Linked DNA regions of Homo sapiens: all the other regions are linked to region 1. Evidence: chromatin contacts called from ENCODE Hi-C or POLR2A ChIA-PET data. All regions are on one chromosome and are shown on one strand. The core of a region is the stretch at or near the end of the contact, and the rest is flanking DNA. Distances in the headings are between cores, read along the strand shown. Region 1 overlaps AMZ1 (archaelysin family metallopeptidase 1). Region 2 holds the start of SNX8 (sorting nexin 8). Region 3 has its middle 19 kb from the start of CARD11. Region 4 holds the start of CARD11 (caspase recruitment domain family member 11). Region 5 overlaps CARD11 (caspase recruitment domain family member 11).

Region 1 (2,767 bases), core at 74-2,573:
AATGAGAGCTCTCAACCCTTTCTGCAGACCAAGCTGCCCCTGTGCCTGTTACACAGCCTCAGGAAGGTACTAAGAGCTGCCCCTTGACGGGGCACAGCTGGCAGCAGCAACCTTTACAAGGCATCACCAGGTGCTGACCAGCCATCACGCCACCTGTACCCTCGGGAGATGCTCCTACCCTCAGCCATGGCTGCGCCTGGGTTCCCCCCAAGTCACAGGCTCTTCTCCTTACACTTGGAAAAGCTGTTTCCTCTGTGCCCCCTTCACCTTCCCTTGACTGCCAGAGTCTTCAGAGAGGATCCCTGCAGAGAGATTCCAGCACTGTGAGCTAGAAATGCCACGGCCTCTAGTTCAGTGTCACCCAGGACCCTGCAAGATACAGCTCCTCACTCTACCCCAGAAGGAAGGAGGGCCCAGCTAGGCCCTGCAGGGGATTCTGACAGGCTCGGTCCGGGAACCACACCCCCACTTGCCTCAACGGGCGGGAGGAGGATGCAGGGGCTTTCCAGCGCGGTTTCATTGACTGCTCTGGTGCCTGTACGCAGTGAGCACCTTATAACTGGTTGTAGTCCAAAGCTGGGTTTGAAGAAAAATTACCACCACCTGCCTTTGCACTCAGAACTCAGAGTAAAGCTTTTGAGCTTGCAAACAAATGTCCATGAATACGGACGAGCCCTTTGCTCGGCAACCCCACCCAGGCGACAGAGGGAGTTAGGAATGGAGGCCACCTCCAACAAGCCTTGTTGTGTCAGCTCCCACCTCCTCGCAAGGGGCCTGTGCCTCCTCTGAGCAGCAGTGACCCAAGTGTGGGTGACGGGAAAGCAAAGAGAAAGTTACCCTGGGAAGACCGTGCCACCCGCCGGCTGGGCTCCAATGCCAGCTCTTCCTGACAGAGGGAGAAAAGCCCTCGTCCCCACTCGACCCCGCTGCAACCTCCCAGTCACAGCCACCACACGCGGGCCCTGGCAGGACTCGATCTACTGCCAGTGAGATCCGGATGGAGCTCAACCCCAGCGCAGGTCCCAGGGCTCTGCACTGCCTGGAACCCGGCAGTTGACAAAGCCTGTGTGCGGTCCCCATGCCCTGCGTAGCCTCCAGGCGGCGCTCGCGGGCCTCCGGAGCGCAGGTCCCAGCAGCCGGGCAGCGCAACTCAGCCACTCACCTGGTACCTCTCGATGAGCCTGAAACCCAGGACATGCTGCAGCTTCCTCAGGCAGATGGGACAGAGGTCCAGGGGCCGCCGCAGGGCCTCGTCCAGGCTGAGCGCACCCTGCATGAGGCAGCGGAGCCAGCGGCAGTTCCCCAGGCCCAGAAGGTGGCAGAGCTCGTGGCACGTGACCTGGGGGGAAGGCCACCAAGCACCTTGCCTCACTGCCTTGCCCCTGCATCCGGCAGATCCCCAGGCAGCCCCAGCAGGACCAAAATGAGGACCTGGGTGAGGCCAGATGGCCGGGAGGTGGTCCAGGCGCCCTCCCCCTGCCCCAGGCGGCACAGGCCACTTTCAGGGCCCCAGGGGAAAGGTGAGTCAGGGTGGGAGGCCACACAGGATAGGGGCTTGGGGCTCTAATCCCTCCCCTGCTGCTTCATAGCTGTGTAGCCTTGCTTTCCTCATTCCATAGAGTTAGGGGTCCATCCACTTCACTGTGAGGATGGGGCAGTGTAACAGACCGAGGCACCAAGGGCTCAGACAGCACCCTCCTGTCCCCTCTTACCAGCCCCAGAGCCCCCACCCACCTTGCAGCACTGAACCATCCCCAGGGCACTGAAGCACAGGGCCCAGCCCCTGTCCTGCAGGGGGGCCTCGGGGCCGTCTGCTGCTGCCTCTACCAGGGCCAGATCAGGGGCGCTGGGCCCCGACTTCGGGAATTCCCCTGAGAACCGGGCGAAGCTGCAGACGCCCACTTCTGGAGAGAGATGGAGAGAAGGGCACTCTCAGGGGTCAGCCTTGGCTCTGGGGGGCCCACCGTCAAACCCACCTCATGCTCTCATGCAAGCTGGCCATGGCCCAAAGACATACCAGTCCTGGGAGGCCCTGTCCTGCCCACATGAAGTTGGGCCCTGGGGCAGACGCCACAGCTGAGGAACAGCCCCTATGCCATTCCTCAGGAGGAGCTGGAAGGGGCCATCTATTCCCATGCACAGGTGTTGACTTCCACCAGGAGGGTGCTTGAAGCAAAAGCAAAGAGGGTGCCCTGCAGCCACGGAGGCCACAGCCCCATGCCAGGCTACCCCCCACGCACAGCTGCTGGGGCCCCGGCTCACCGTGCCCTGGAAGGAACTTGCTGAAGGTGAAGCTCCAGGCCTCATGGGGGTACAGGTCAGACAGTGTGAGGCCCAGCACACACAGCGCGTCCCCTGGCTTGTTGTTCTTCAAGAAGGACAGGATGCCGTCTGCGGGGAGAGGGCCAGAGGATGGGGTCAGGAGGCAGCCGGGGACCCCCATCTTCCAGGCTCAGGCTGGCACCCCGTCATCCTCTTCCTCTGCCTGGGCCCTGCCCCTTCCCAAGTCAGGTGTGGGCCACCAGCGTTTGGTGTGACCTGAGGGCACACAGTACTGCATGATGTGGAGTGACAGCCAGGGCCATTTGGAGATCAGGACATGGTAAGTCAAAGGCCATGGACAGCCCAGTGGGGACGCTGGAGAGGCAGCCGGGCCAACAAGACTGGCGCTTGCAGCCCCAGGAAGGAGAAGCCACCTCAGCAGCTGAGCGACAGCCCCAGAGAGTCCACGTCTCAGCCCTGGGACCTGTGAGTCCCCACAGCCAAA
Region 2 (2,767 bases), core at 170-2,669, 400 kb after region 1:
CAGTTAGTGAGTGAGTGAATGAATGCAGGATGCAGTAAGTGAGTGAGTGGGTGAATGAATGAATGCAGGATGCAGTGAGTGAATGAATGAATGTAGGATGCAGTAAGTGAGTGAGTGGGTGAATGAATGAATGCAGGATGCAGTGAGTGAGTGACTGAATGAATGCAGAATGCAGTGAGTGGGTTGGTGAATGAATGAATGCAGGATGCAGTGCGTGAGTGGGTGAATGAATGTACGAAGAAGCAGTAAGTGAGTGAGTGAGTGAATGGATGAATGAATGCAGGATGCAGTGCATGAGTGAGTGGGTGGATGAATGAATGCAGGATGCAGTGAGTGAGTGGGTGAATGAACGTATGAAGAAGCAGTAAGTGAGTGAGTGAGTGAATGGATGAATGAATGCAGGATGCAGTGCATGAGTGAGTGGGTGGATGAATGAATGCAGGATGCAGTGAGTGAGTGGGTGAGTGGGTGAATGAATGCAGGATGCAATAAGTGAGTGAATGAGTGAATGCAGGATGCAGAGAGTGAGTGGGTGAGTGGGTGAATGAATGAATGCAGGATGCAGTGAGTGAGTGGGTGAGTGGGTGAATGAATGCAGGATGCAGTGCGTGAGTGGGTGAATGAATGAATGCAGGATGCAGTGAGTGAGTGGGTGAATGAATGAATGCAGGATGCAGTGAGTGAGTGGCTGGATGAATGAATGCAGGATGCAGTGAGTGAGTGGCTGGATGAATGCAGGATGCGGTGAGTGTGTGAGTGGATGAATGAATGTAGGATGCAGTGAGTGAGTGGGTGAATGAATGAATGCAGGATGCAGTGAGTGAGTGGGTGAATGAATGAATGCAGGATGCAGTGAGTGAGTGGGTGAATGATTGCAGGATGCAGTGAGTGAGTGAGTGGCTGGATGAATGCAGGATGCGGTGAGTGAGTGTGTGAGTGGATGAATGAATGTAGGATGCAGTGAGTGAGTGGGTGAATGAATGAATGCAGGATGCAGTGCGTGGGTGAGCGAATGAGTGGGTGAGTGGATGAATGAGGAAGTGCGAGTCAGAAAACCCCAGTGTAACCGGTGAATGAGCGAACAAGGGCGTGACTGGGCGAGGAGAGATGGGAGTGAATGAGGGTGCGGTGGGTGCAGGCTTGCGCCTGAGGTAGTGCACCTGCGAGTCCGGAGGTCCAACCTGAGGGGAGGTAACCTGCGCCACCAGCAGGCTCCGTGTCCACGTGGACGGGGAGGGGCATGTGGGCGTGGCTAGGCGGGTTGTAGGCGTGGCGAGGCCGGGCGAGGAGCGCGGCGGGCCCGCAGGGGCGGACTGTGGGCGTGGCGCGCGGGGGAGGGGGCGTGACCAGGCGGGGTGTGGGCGGGGCGAGGGCGCGGCGCGGCAGGGCTGCGCGGCCGGGTGGCGCGGGAGGAAGTCACGTGGGAGCGCGGGCTCACATGACTGGCCGCGCGATGGACCCGCTGCCCGCGGCTGCAGTCGGGGCGGCAGCTGAGGCGGAGGCTGACGAGGAGGCGGATCCCCCGGCGTCAGGTAGGGCGTGGGGCGGCGGTAGCCCCCACCTGCCCAGGGCGCGCGGCCCGACCACCCCCGGCGGACGGGGCTCAGCCGCCGCGCTTGGTCCCCGACTCGTTTCCTGCCCCCGCGCCCCGCGTTCGGCCCCACGCCCCAGTCCCTCGGAGGTCCCCCTGCCCTCCTGCGCGCCTGTCCTTTGGGGGTCCCCGTGCTCTCTCGCGCCTCCGTCCCTCGGGGTCCCCTGCCCTCCTGCGCCGGGAGAGCCCTGTCCAGGTTACAGCTGGCCGCGTTCCGAGGCGCTTTCCCGGGGCTCTCAGAGGCGTCCTCGGGGACAGTTTCCTCCTCGCCCCGTTCCTGGTGCCCTGCTCTTCTGCCCTGCCTGGTCACGCTGAGCGATGGCACTGGGGGCCACTTCCCCGGACTTGGGCGCCTTTCCTAGCCACATCCTCTCTCCCAAGCTCCTGTCGGTTGTGTGGTCTTGGGCCAGTAATTTCACCTCTCGGGACCTCTGTTTTCTCATCTGTGAACCGAATCTATAGATGTGTAGCTGCTTTTCTCTCTCTTTCAAGTGATCCTCCGCCTTAGCCTCCCAAAGTGCTGGGACTACGGGCGCGTGCAGTTACGCCCGGTAATTTTTTTTATTTTTGTAGAGATGGGATCTTGCTATGTTGTCCAGGCTGGTCTGGAGCTTCTGGCCTCAAGCGGTCCTCCTGCCTTGGCCTCCCAAAGTGCTGGGAGTACGGGCATGAGCCATCGTGCCTGGCCTGTATTTCTGTCTTTTTCTTTTTTCTTTTTCTTTTCTTTTCTTTTTTTTTTTTTTTTGAGACAGATTCTCACTGTCACTCAGGCTGGAGTGCAATGGTGCGATCTCGGCTCATTGCAACCTCCGCCTCCCGGGTTCAAGCGATTCTCCTGCCTCAGCCTCCTGAGTAGCTGGGATTACAGGCATCCACCATGACACTCGGCTAAATTTTGTATTTTTAGTAGAGACGGAGTTTCACCATGTTGGCCAGGCTGGTCTCGAACTCCTGACCTCAGGTGATCCAACCACCTCAGCTTCCCAGAGTGCTGGGATTACAGGCGTGAGCCACCGCGCCTGGCCTCTTGTATTTCTCTTTAAGGGATTTGGGTTAATGAGGCTAAACATGGCTGGGCACGGTGGCTCACGCTTGTAATCTCAGCACTTTGGGAGGCCGAGGCGGGCGGATCACGAGGTCAGGAGATCAAGACCATCCTGGCTAACACGGTGAAAC
Region 3 (2,767 bases), core at 70-2,569, 350 kb before region 1:
GGATTCCCAAGAGATCCTCTCTCAGACCTCTTCCCTTTGCCTGCAACAGATAACATGTTCATCCTGGATCCAGTCCCCATGATAGGCAACTGGAATGCAGTCCTGCTAGGAGCCTCCAGGAGACAGGACAGAACATACCTTGGAGTTACCCTACCAGAGAGTTGAGATAACTGGGTTATTTATCCTGCAACTCCACCAGTTATGGGCTGAGAGCTGCTCCTAGGGCCACTCATATAAAACAGAGAACACCTTCAGGCAGAAAGTCCCAGGTGGTTACAGCTGGTGCAAGTGGGGCCTTTGCACCCAGAAGTGATAAGCACGGGGGCACTTGGGTAGAGCCTGGCAGCTTCATCTCCTTTAAAGCTCCCTCAGGGGCACGCACTTCGTCATTCAAAACAATTCGCTGTCTCTTTTTCTAGAAATCGCTGATCTCAGTTAGTGGGCTTATGTAAGAAAGCCATATCTTCTCCACTTTCCCCTAATCCATGTAAAAAATAAAACACATTTTAAAATATGTATGTCACAGGCTCAAGAATGTGAGTCCCAACCAGGCGGAGTGGCTCATGCCTGTAATCCCAGCACTTTGGAAGCCCGTGGCAGGAGGATCGCCTGAGCCCAGGAATTTGAAACCAGCTTGGGCAATGTAGCAAGACTTCATCTCCACAAAAATGAAAATTTAAAAATTATCTGGGCGTGGTAGTGTGCACCTGTATTCCCACTGCTGGGGAGGCTGAGGCAGGAGGATTGCTTGAGCCCAGGAGTTCAAGGCTGCAGTAAGCTAGGATCACACCCCTGCACTCCAGTCTAGGCGGCAGAGCAAGACCCTGCCTCTAAAAAACAAAGAAAGAAGAAGAAAGAAGAAGGAGAAGGGGGAGAAGGAGAAGAAGAAGGAGAAGGAGGAGGAGAAGAAGAAGAAGAAGAAGGAAGAGGAGGAGGAGAAGACGAACGAGGAGGAGTAGGAGGAATAAAAGGAAGAAGAGGAGGAGGAGGAAGAGGAAGAAGAAGAAGAGGAGAAGCAGAAGAAAGAAGGAAGAAGGAAGAGGAGGAGGAGGAAGAAGAAGAAGAGAAGAAGAAGAATGTGAGCCCCTAGGGGGCTAGGGGGTAGGAATGATGTAAGCAGGCTGTTTCTCCCCCTTTTCATTCCTGACACCTCACTCCTCCCGAAGACTCAATAATACAGCCACCTTAACAAAACTTTCCACTCTGAGGTGGGCAGGGAAGGAGGTGGAGGAGAAAGGGGAGGAGGCTGGGTGGTGGCAACAGGTTGAGACTGCACCACTGTCCTCATTTCACAGAAGAGAAACTGAAAGAGCTGCACCATGGGCCCCGGGTCCCACGATGCACTCACAGTGGAACTGAGTGACTCAGACTGGGTCCTTCTAGCTTGTGTTTGCTCTGCCTAAAGGTTTTTGGACTGAGACACTGCAGCCCTGTGATTGCCATCCTGGGCTGTCTGCACATGGGCCCCAAAGACCAGTGCTGGGGTAGAGCAGAGAGTGCCAATCAATGGGGCCCAGGCCGTCTCAATTCCACTCTGAAGCACGTGTGCACAGTGTCGGAAGGGAGGCAGGAATGGATAAGACCCAGGCCATGCTCATGGCTGAACTGGTGTGCACATCAGAGAAAGATTTGTGTCTGAGTAGGCTTCAGAGGGTGTCAGAAAAGTGGGGTGGGCATTGGCACCCCAAGGGTGGAGCACACTGGGAGCCACCTACTCCAGGCTCCTGCAGGAAAGGGTCCATTGTCTGTAGAGAATTTAAAATTAACAATAAAACCAATGAAGAGTTAGACTGTTTCTATTATCACCATGCACCAGCAATTCTACACAATGCCCATGATCAGCTATTCCTCATCGAAAAAGAAAAAAATCTTTGTTCGGGCTAAGTTCTAAACAATTGCTGTGGTGACTGTTGGGTTTTAATAATAGCTATGTGCACTCTGGATTAGCACAGTTTTTATTACTCAAGCTTTAATACATATTGTATACTACCTGGGAGTTAATTCCAAGAACTCCCGTTCCTGCAGTCGGCTCCCAACATCCCCCCAACTCAGCTGCTCCCCAAGAGTGAGTTCCCGTGGCAACAAGACAAGGTCATCCACTCTGGCCACTGCTGGAGCCTCTAGCCAGGGCAGTTAGGAAAGAAAAAGAAATGAAAGACTTCCAGATTGGAAAAGAAGAAGTAAAACAATCCTTATTCTCAGATAACATGATTTTGTAGAAAATCTCAAGGAACCCACTAAAACTATTGAAACTAAATATGAGTTCTGCAAAGTTGAAGGATACAAAATCAATATGCAAAAATCAATTGTGTTTCTAGATGATAACAATAAACCATTCAAAAATAAAATTAAGAAAACAATTCATGTACAATAGCATCAAAAAGAATAGGATACTTAGGGATAACTAAGAAGTATAAGACTTGTATACTGAAAACTACAACACATTGTCAAAAGCAATTAAAGGTAATCTAAATAAATAGGAAGACAACCCACGTTCATACTCCTCAAGTTGATCTACAGGTTCAACACAATTTCCTATCAAAATCCCAGCTGTTTTTTTTTTCTTTGCAGAAGTTGAACAAGCTTATCCTAAAATTCATATGGAAATTCAAGGGCCCCAGAATATTCAAGACAGTCTTGAAAATGAAGAACAAAGTTGAAGGACTCACAGCTCCTAATTTCAAAACTTACTACAAGATGACAGTAATCAAGATAGTGTGGTACTAGCATAAGGATAGACATAGAGAAAAATTGAATAAAACTGAGA
Region 4 (2,767 bases), core at 199-2,698, 330 kb before region 1:
TTGCGGTTTTGGGTTACGTGGATGAAGCGTATAGTGGTGAAGTCTGGGCTTTTAGTGCATCAGTCACTGGAATAGTGCACATTGTACAGTATACATTGTACCCAATAGGTGATTTTTCATCCCCTACCCCCTCCCATTCTTCCCCCTTCTGAGTCTCCAACGTCCATGATCCCACTCTGCCTGCCTTTGCCTACCCATAGCTTAGCTCTCGCTTTTAAATAAGAACATGTAGTATTTGGTTTTCCACTCCTGAGTTACTTCACTTAGGATAATGGCCTCCAGTTCCATCCAAGTTGCTGCAAAATACTTTATTTCGTTCTTTTTTATGGCTGAGTAGTATTGCATGGCGTGTGTGTGTGTATCACATTTTCTTTCATCCAGATTTTTGAGTCTGCAATCCATGTAAACCCTTGGGACCATCCCACCCATGACGATGGCCATTTGGGGTAAATTATTAAAATGATGACATCCAGCTGGGCGCAGAGGCTCATGCCTGTAATCCCAGCACTTTGGGAGGCTGAGGTGGGCATATCACTTGAGGTCAGGAGTTCGAGGCCAGCCTGGCCATCATGTTGAAACCCCATTTCTACTAAAAATACAAAAATTAGCCAAGTTTGGTGGTGCACGCCTGTGGTCCCAGCTACTCGGGAGGCTGAGGTGGGAGAATCGCTTGAACCCAGGAGGTGGAGCTTGCAGTGAGCTGAGATTGTGCCACTGCACTCCAGCCTGGGTGACAGAGCGAGACTCCATCTCAAAAAATAAAAATAAAGTAAAATGATGACATCCAAATCACAGTTTCTCTTACAAGTATACTTCACCGGAACATCGAGGGCACAAGCTGATGGTGGGTGTCTTGGACCCCAAAGCTGTCGGGGTGAGGAAGGCCTTTGAAGGGGTGCTGACCACCCGGCATGCCCAGGAAGCTTCCAGAACAGGGGCTGAGGGAGGAAAGAGGCTTGGGGTGTAGGAGGCTGCAGGATTTGATGTGGGGCACCCCGTTCCCCTCCCATTGCAGTGACAGGCTCTGGAATTTCTTCAGAAATTCAGCTAGATCTCGGGAGCCAGTGCCCTGGAGAACCTAGAAGGGAGAGAGCCCCTCCCAAGGCCCCACCTGGACTCTGCCGGGGGTCACGGCTGGGTGGGGACTGATGCCCAGACTGGTCCAGCCTCACCCCGACTGATGCAGGTGGGCTGGGCCCTGAGACTCGCCTTGGTCTCCCCATCTCCGGCTCCCTGATCTGTCCCCAAGCACCCCCACCCCCGGCCCTGTCCCCACTCCCACCCCCACCTCCTTGCCGCCCTCCTCCCGAAGCACCGACTCCGCCCCCTCCCTCTCTTCCTTATCTTTTTCTAACCTTTCGCATTTTTTAGTCTCATTTCCTGTCGGGTTTTGCATTTCCCTCCCCCGCCCCTCCCAGCCTATGACATACTTTCTCTCCTTTTTTCTCTCCTGCCTCCTCTGGCCTTCGGACTCCTGCCCGCGCCGCCCGCAGCCCCCTCCCGGCCCTGCAGCCCCTGGGCGGGCGGCGCCCCTCGGAGGACGGCTCCGGGCCCGGGGGGACGGAGGGCCTGGTCGCCTGGAGGAAGCCGGAGGCCTGCGTGGAGGAGGCGCCCCGCGCAGCTGGCTGGCGGAGCATGAGCGCCCCAGGTAGGCGCAGCGGGGATGGGGGAGCTGGCGGAGGGGGAGCACGAGGCGGGGAGTTGGGGGAAGAGAAGAGGGCACGGGGAGGAGATGGGGGGCATCAGTGAGATGACACGGTGGCGGGGGGGGCGTCGGGGGATGGGAGTGGCTCCCGCTGGTCCCGCGATGCTGGGGGTATCCTTCCCTCTCCATCTCTGTCCCCCTGCCCCCCTTCTCTCTCTCACTCTCCTCTCCCCTTTTTCCCTTCCAACCCTTTTTCTCCCTCACTTTCCACCTCGTGTGCCTCTCCTCCGTGTCTCTTTGAGCGTCTCTGAGTATCACCGCCCAGCAAAGCCCCCACCTCCTCCTACTGGACAGGAAAAAATCGGGGGTCAGGAGGCTGCAGCCCCTTGGTGCACCTGCCCCAGAGGGAGGAAGAGAAACTTTTCTGACACCTGAAAGGCCCGGAAGTTTGCAGACCACAGCCCAGCCTGACTCAGAGGCTCCTGGGAAGGTGGGGCCTGGCTCAGGGAGGAAGGGCAGCCGCACCAAAAGTGGGTGTGGAGCTGGGAGATGGGAGAGGACAGCCCCCCGCGGGGACTGTACTAGAAAGGGGGTGGCGGGGGCACAGGAGAGGGCCCAGGTTCCCGACTGAAACCCGGAGCAGGTCCTAGCGGCCTCAGGCCTGAAAGCCACCTCCCCCAGGAGGCCCCTCCAGGCCCGATGGGGCCACCAGGCCTTCTGCTGAGCCCCCTCTGCAGATAGGGGCAGAGAGGGTGTTTCTGTCCCTCGGGGGCTCTGAGCACCGCTGGAGGCTGTCACGGGGACCCAGGTTCATGGACAGTGGTCTCAGCTGTGAGCTTCGGGGCTGCCCACACAAACTTGGTCTTGGACCAAACTGACCTCTCTCTGCCTGGCCTGCTCTCAAAGCCTTTGATTTGTAGTTCAAAACATTTTCTCCTAATATTTATGACTCGTCTTGAAGGTATAAGGTTACCAACCTACCAGAAAGGGGAGAAAAATAGTCGATCGTTCATTCCACATTTATTGAGCGCTCAGCCTGTGCATAATGCGTGCCGGAAATCCCGGGAGCCGGGAATTGATATGAGGACAGGAATTTCTCCGTAAGTGTCCACTTCTGCGCTT
Region 5 (2,767 bases), core at 135-2,634, 260 kb before region 1:
ATCTATTCTAGGCTTCTAACCCGTGAGTGATTGAGAGTACAAGATGGATTGGTGCATACCTCCAAACTGCAGGCACAGTGGAACCATCTAGGTGGGAACAGCAGGCACCGGAAAGCAGTCACAGTGAAAGCTCTCCCCACACATGGGGAGGTAGAGGTCTGATCGGCTGAAGGGAAGAAGCTGTAATGAGCGAAAGAAAGCCAGCGTTTAGCCACTGGACACCACTCACTTGATAAATATGAAATGCCGATTTATGGAACACACTTGCTAAGCCAGGGTACACAAGGAAATATGAAGTGTGTCCCTGCCCAGAGGAACGTGGAAGACACAGAAAGATGCCAACACCACCGGCTGGGTGAGTTTCCAATCGGAAGCTCAGACAGAAGGTTTGAGGGTAAATGTTTAAAGTTTTTCTCTAAATTCTGCTTGGAATGGAGGTAATTACACAGGACGAGTAGGTAGTGACTTCTTGTTTCTGTCCTGAGTTTGCTGCTAGCTTCCGACGGGGGTGGGCTGAGTAGCTAAGTAGCATTGCCCACTGTACGTGCCACAGTAGCCTTAAGATGTTAGTGCTACTCGTGGCCAGGAGCGGTGGCTCACGCCTGGAATCCCAGCACTTTAGGAGGCCGAGGCCAGTGGATCACTTGCGGCCAGGAGTTCAAGACCAGCCTGGCCATCATGGCAAAACCCCATCTCTACTAAAAATACAAATAAATAAATAAATAAATAAGCAAGCGCAGTGGCACATGCCTGTCATCCCAGCTACTCCGGAGGCTGAAGTGGGAGGATCGCTTGAGCTCAGGAGGCGGAGGTTGCAGTGAGTCAAGATAGGGCCACTGCATTCCAGCCTGGGCAACAGAAGCAGACTCCACCTCAAAAAAACAACAACAACAACAACAAAAAACGATGTTAGTGCTACTCAGCCAATAAAAGGGGGCTCAGAGAGGGTAAGCAACATGCCCAAGGCCACACAGCAACAAATGGCACAACTGAAGTTTAAACCCAGGACTCTCTGACTGCAGGACCACATCCTTCCCACTAAGAACACAGAGGGGAACTGCCGTTTTTATCTCTTCATGCAAAGGTTTTTTTTTTTTTTTTTTGGTTTGACTTTCTTTTTGTTTAATTAGAATTCCTGCAATCCTTTCCCCTACAACCCCTGCCCTTTTTGGAGGGAACGATGTCACTTCACAGCAGCAAGTACAACTTACAATATTTTAACCTCCTGAGTGCAGGAGGTTAAAGTCACTCAAGCCTAGCCCTCAAAAACCACCCTACTTCTTTTTCTTCTGCTGCCTGGAAATCTGCCCACTGAGCCTGATAGATGAGAAAATGCAGTGTTGACCTCAAGCCTTGAACACCTTGGGTTAAAATAAGGAAGTCCAAGACCTAAATAAAACCCAGATCTGGCAGGGCATGGTGGCTCATGCCTGCAATCCCAGCATCTGGGGAAGCTGAGGCTTGAGGCCAGGAGTTCAACACCAACCTCGACAATGTAGTAAGACCCCCATCTTTAAAATAGAAACATTTAAAAAGTAGCTGGGTGTGGTGGTGTACATCTGCGGTCCCAGCTCCTGGGGAGGCTTGAGGTGGGAGGATCACTGGGGCCCAGGAAGTCAAGGCTGCAGTGGGCTCTGATTGCACCCCTGCACTCCAGCCTGAGTGGCAGAGTAAGACCTTGTCACACACACACAAAATTTAAAGTGTCTTTTTTTCTTTGAAAAGGAGTTTTGCTCTTGTCGCCCAAGCTGGAGTGCAATGGTGCAATCTCGGCTCACTGCAACCTCCACCTGCCAGGTTCAAGCGATTCTCCTGCCTCAGCCTCCCTCGTAGCTGGGATTACAGGCACCCACCACCACACCCAGCTAATATTTCGTATTTTTAGTAGAAACGGGGTTTCACCGTGTTAGCCAGGCTGGTCGTGAACTCCTGACCTCAAGTGATCCACTCGCCTCGGCCTCCCAGAGTGCTGGGATTACAGGCATGAGCCACCATGCCTGGCCAAAAAAAAAAAGCTGCTTCCTGAACCTTGGGTTGACCAGACCTGAAGGCCTTTCTAGAAGGAAGAGCTGGGAGCCCTGTGAAGCTCCAGGGAAAGACACACAGACCCCTCCTTGGGCTCTTCTGCTGTGGTTGAGGCGACTTGCCCTGACTGCACCTCTTGGTGGATCCTGGGACAAGAATGGGAGGATTAGAAAGCTAGAGGCAGAAGCCTCCACCACCACATCCCTGTCACCATGGAAGAAAACCTGAAATCTGCATTTCAAAAAAAAATACTGACCTTCTAGCCAATGGAAAAAGTTGGCAAAGTTACTTTCAAACACCTGGGAATGTGTTTCGAAGCACTGCTGCATTTATCCATTTGCAGGGTATTTCATAAAATAGATGGCCCCACAACTAGAAATGCATTTTAAATTGATCGCTGCGTCTATTCTAAGTGTATTTCCAGCGTGTCTTATAAATGCAGAAGGCAGCGACGGGTGCCTGGTGTGTGTCCCGCTGCCTGCTGACTCCTCAAAGGAAGGTTGTGATGCGGTCGGGGCCAGCTCTGGGCCCTGGAGATAACTTCATTTGAGCTGCAGGTAGTGACCCGAGTGATCACGCTGCGTTCCCTTGGTAAATCACTCTGCTGTAGCTCTGATTTGCATTCTCTGAGCTAATGCTTGACTTTAAAATACGGGCCAGACTGGGCTGGGATCCAGGTTTCTTTCTTCCCTCCAATCTCCTTCTCACTGCTCCTCAGCCCCGATCTTTCTTGCCACTTCTT

The links. Hi-C counts contacts between places; a loop is a spot of excess contacts on that map. ChIA-PET counts read pairs that join two places held with the same protein, here RNA polymerase II (POLR2A). Pooled maps may share reads with other maps.
Region 2: a loop to region 1 is called in a pooled map, with 2.9 times the contacts of the local background. The contact joins the promoter of SNX8 here to the enhancer-like site in region 1. A Hi-C loop is called at or near these places in 6 of 37 single-sample maps with no recorded cell type and 6 of 50 pooled maps.
Region 3: a pooled map shows a loop between it and region 1 (2.8-fold over the local background). The contact joins two enhancer-like sites. A Hi-C loop is called at or near these places in 1 of 37 single-sample maps with no recorded cell type and 5 of 50 pooled maps. POLR2A ChIA-PET finds 5 or more read pairs at or near these places in 1 of 52 experiments (WTC11).
Region 4: a loop to region 1 is called in a pooled map, with 3 times the contacts of the local background. The contact joins the promoter of CARD11 here to the enhancer-like site in region 1. A Hi-C loop is called at or near these places in 4 of 37 single-sample maps with no recorded cell type and 7 of 50 pooled maps.
Region 5: a pooled map shows a loop between it and region 1 (2.0-fold over the local background). The contact joins two enhancer-like sites. A Hi-C loop is called at or near these places in 1 of 168 maps with a recorded cell type or tissue (B cell), 6 of 37 single-sample maps with no recorded cell type and 4 of 50 pooled maps. POLR2A ChIA-PET finds 5 or more read pairs at or near these places in 3 of 52 experiments (B cell, CD8-positive, alpha-beta memory T cell and H1).

Annotation. Positions count from the first base shown.
Region 1 is chr7:2,708,212-2,710,978 of GRCh38, reverse strand. It overlaps AMZ1 (archaelysin family metallopeptidase 1), which reads right to left. Exons shown (of 7, transcript NM_001384743.1): 4 at 2,263-2,391; 5 at 1,735-1,904; 6 at 1,163-1,339. Among named protein-coding and RNA genes, the nearest start is that of AMZ1, 21 kb to the right of the region's middle. RefSeq lists enhancers at 296-345, 356-575, 721-1,416, 1,336-1,435 and a silencer at 1,016-1,175. Within about 2 kb of position 1,323, at least 4 of the 41 ENCODE cell types and tissues checked have a DNase peak (open chromatin) inside an H3K27ac peak, as active enhancers do; they include B cell, where a contact is called at or near this core.
Region 2 is chr7:2,313,093-2,315,859 of GRCh38, reverse strand. It overlaps SNX8 (sorting nexin 8), which reads left to right and starts at 1,419. Exons shown (of 11, transcript NM_013321.4): 1 at 1,419-1,532. The coding sequence starts at 1,439. RefSeq lists enhancers at 314-814, 815-1,315 and silencers at 1,134-1,403, 1,504-1,743.
Region 3 is chr7:3,061,788-3,064,554 of GRCh38, reverse strand. No RefSeq gene overlaps it. Among named protein-coding and RNA genes, the nearest start is that of CARD11, 19 kb to the right of the region's middle. RefSeq lists an enhancer at 1,074-1,393. Within about 2 kb of position 1,319, at least 3 of the 41 ENCODE cell types and tissues checked have a DNase peak (open chromatin) inside an H3K27ac peak, as active enhancers do.
Region 4 is chr7:3,042,548-3,045,314 of GRCh38, reverse strand. It overlaps CARD11 (caspase recruitment domain family member 11), which reads left to right and starts at 1,448. Exons shown (of 25, transcript NM_032415.7): 1 at 1,448-1,648. RefSeq lists an enhancer at 1,226-1,520 and a silencer at 1,386-1,735.
Region 5 is chr7:2,970,933-2,973,699 of GRCh38, reverse strand. The region is part of intron 1 of CARD11 (caspase recruitment domain family member 11); the gene reads left to right. Among named protein-coding and RNA genes, the nearest start is that of CARD11-AS1, 28 kb to the right of the region's middle. Within about 2 kb of position 1,384, at least 3 of the 41 ENCODE cell types and tissues checked have a DNase peak (open chromatin) inside an H3K27ac peak, as active enhancers do; they include B cell, where a contact is called at or near this core.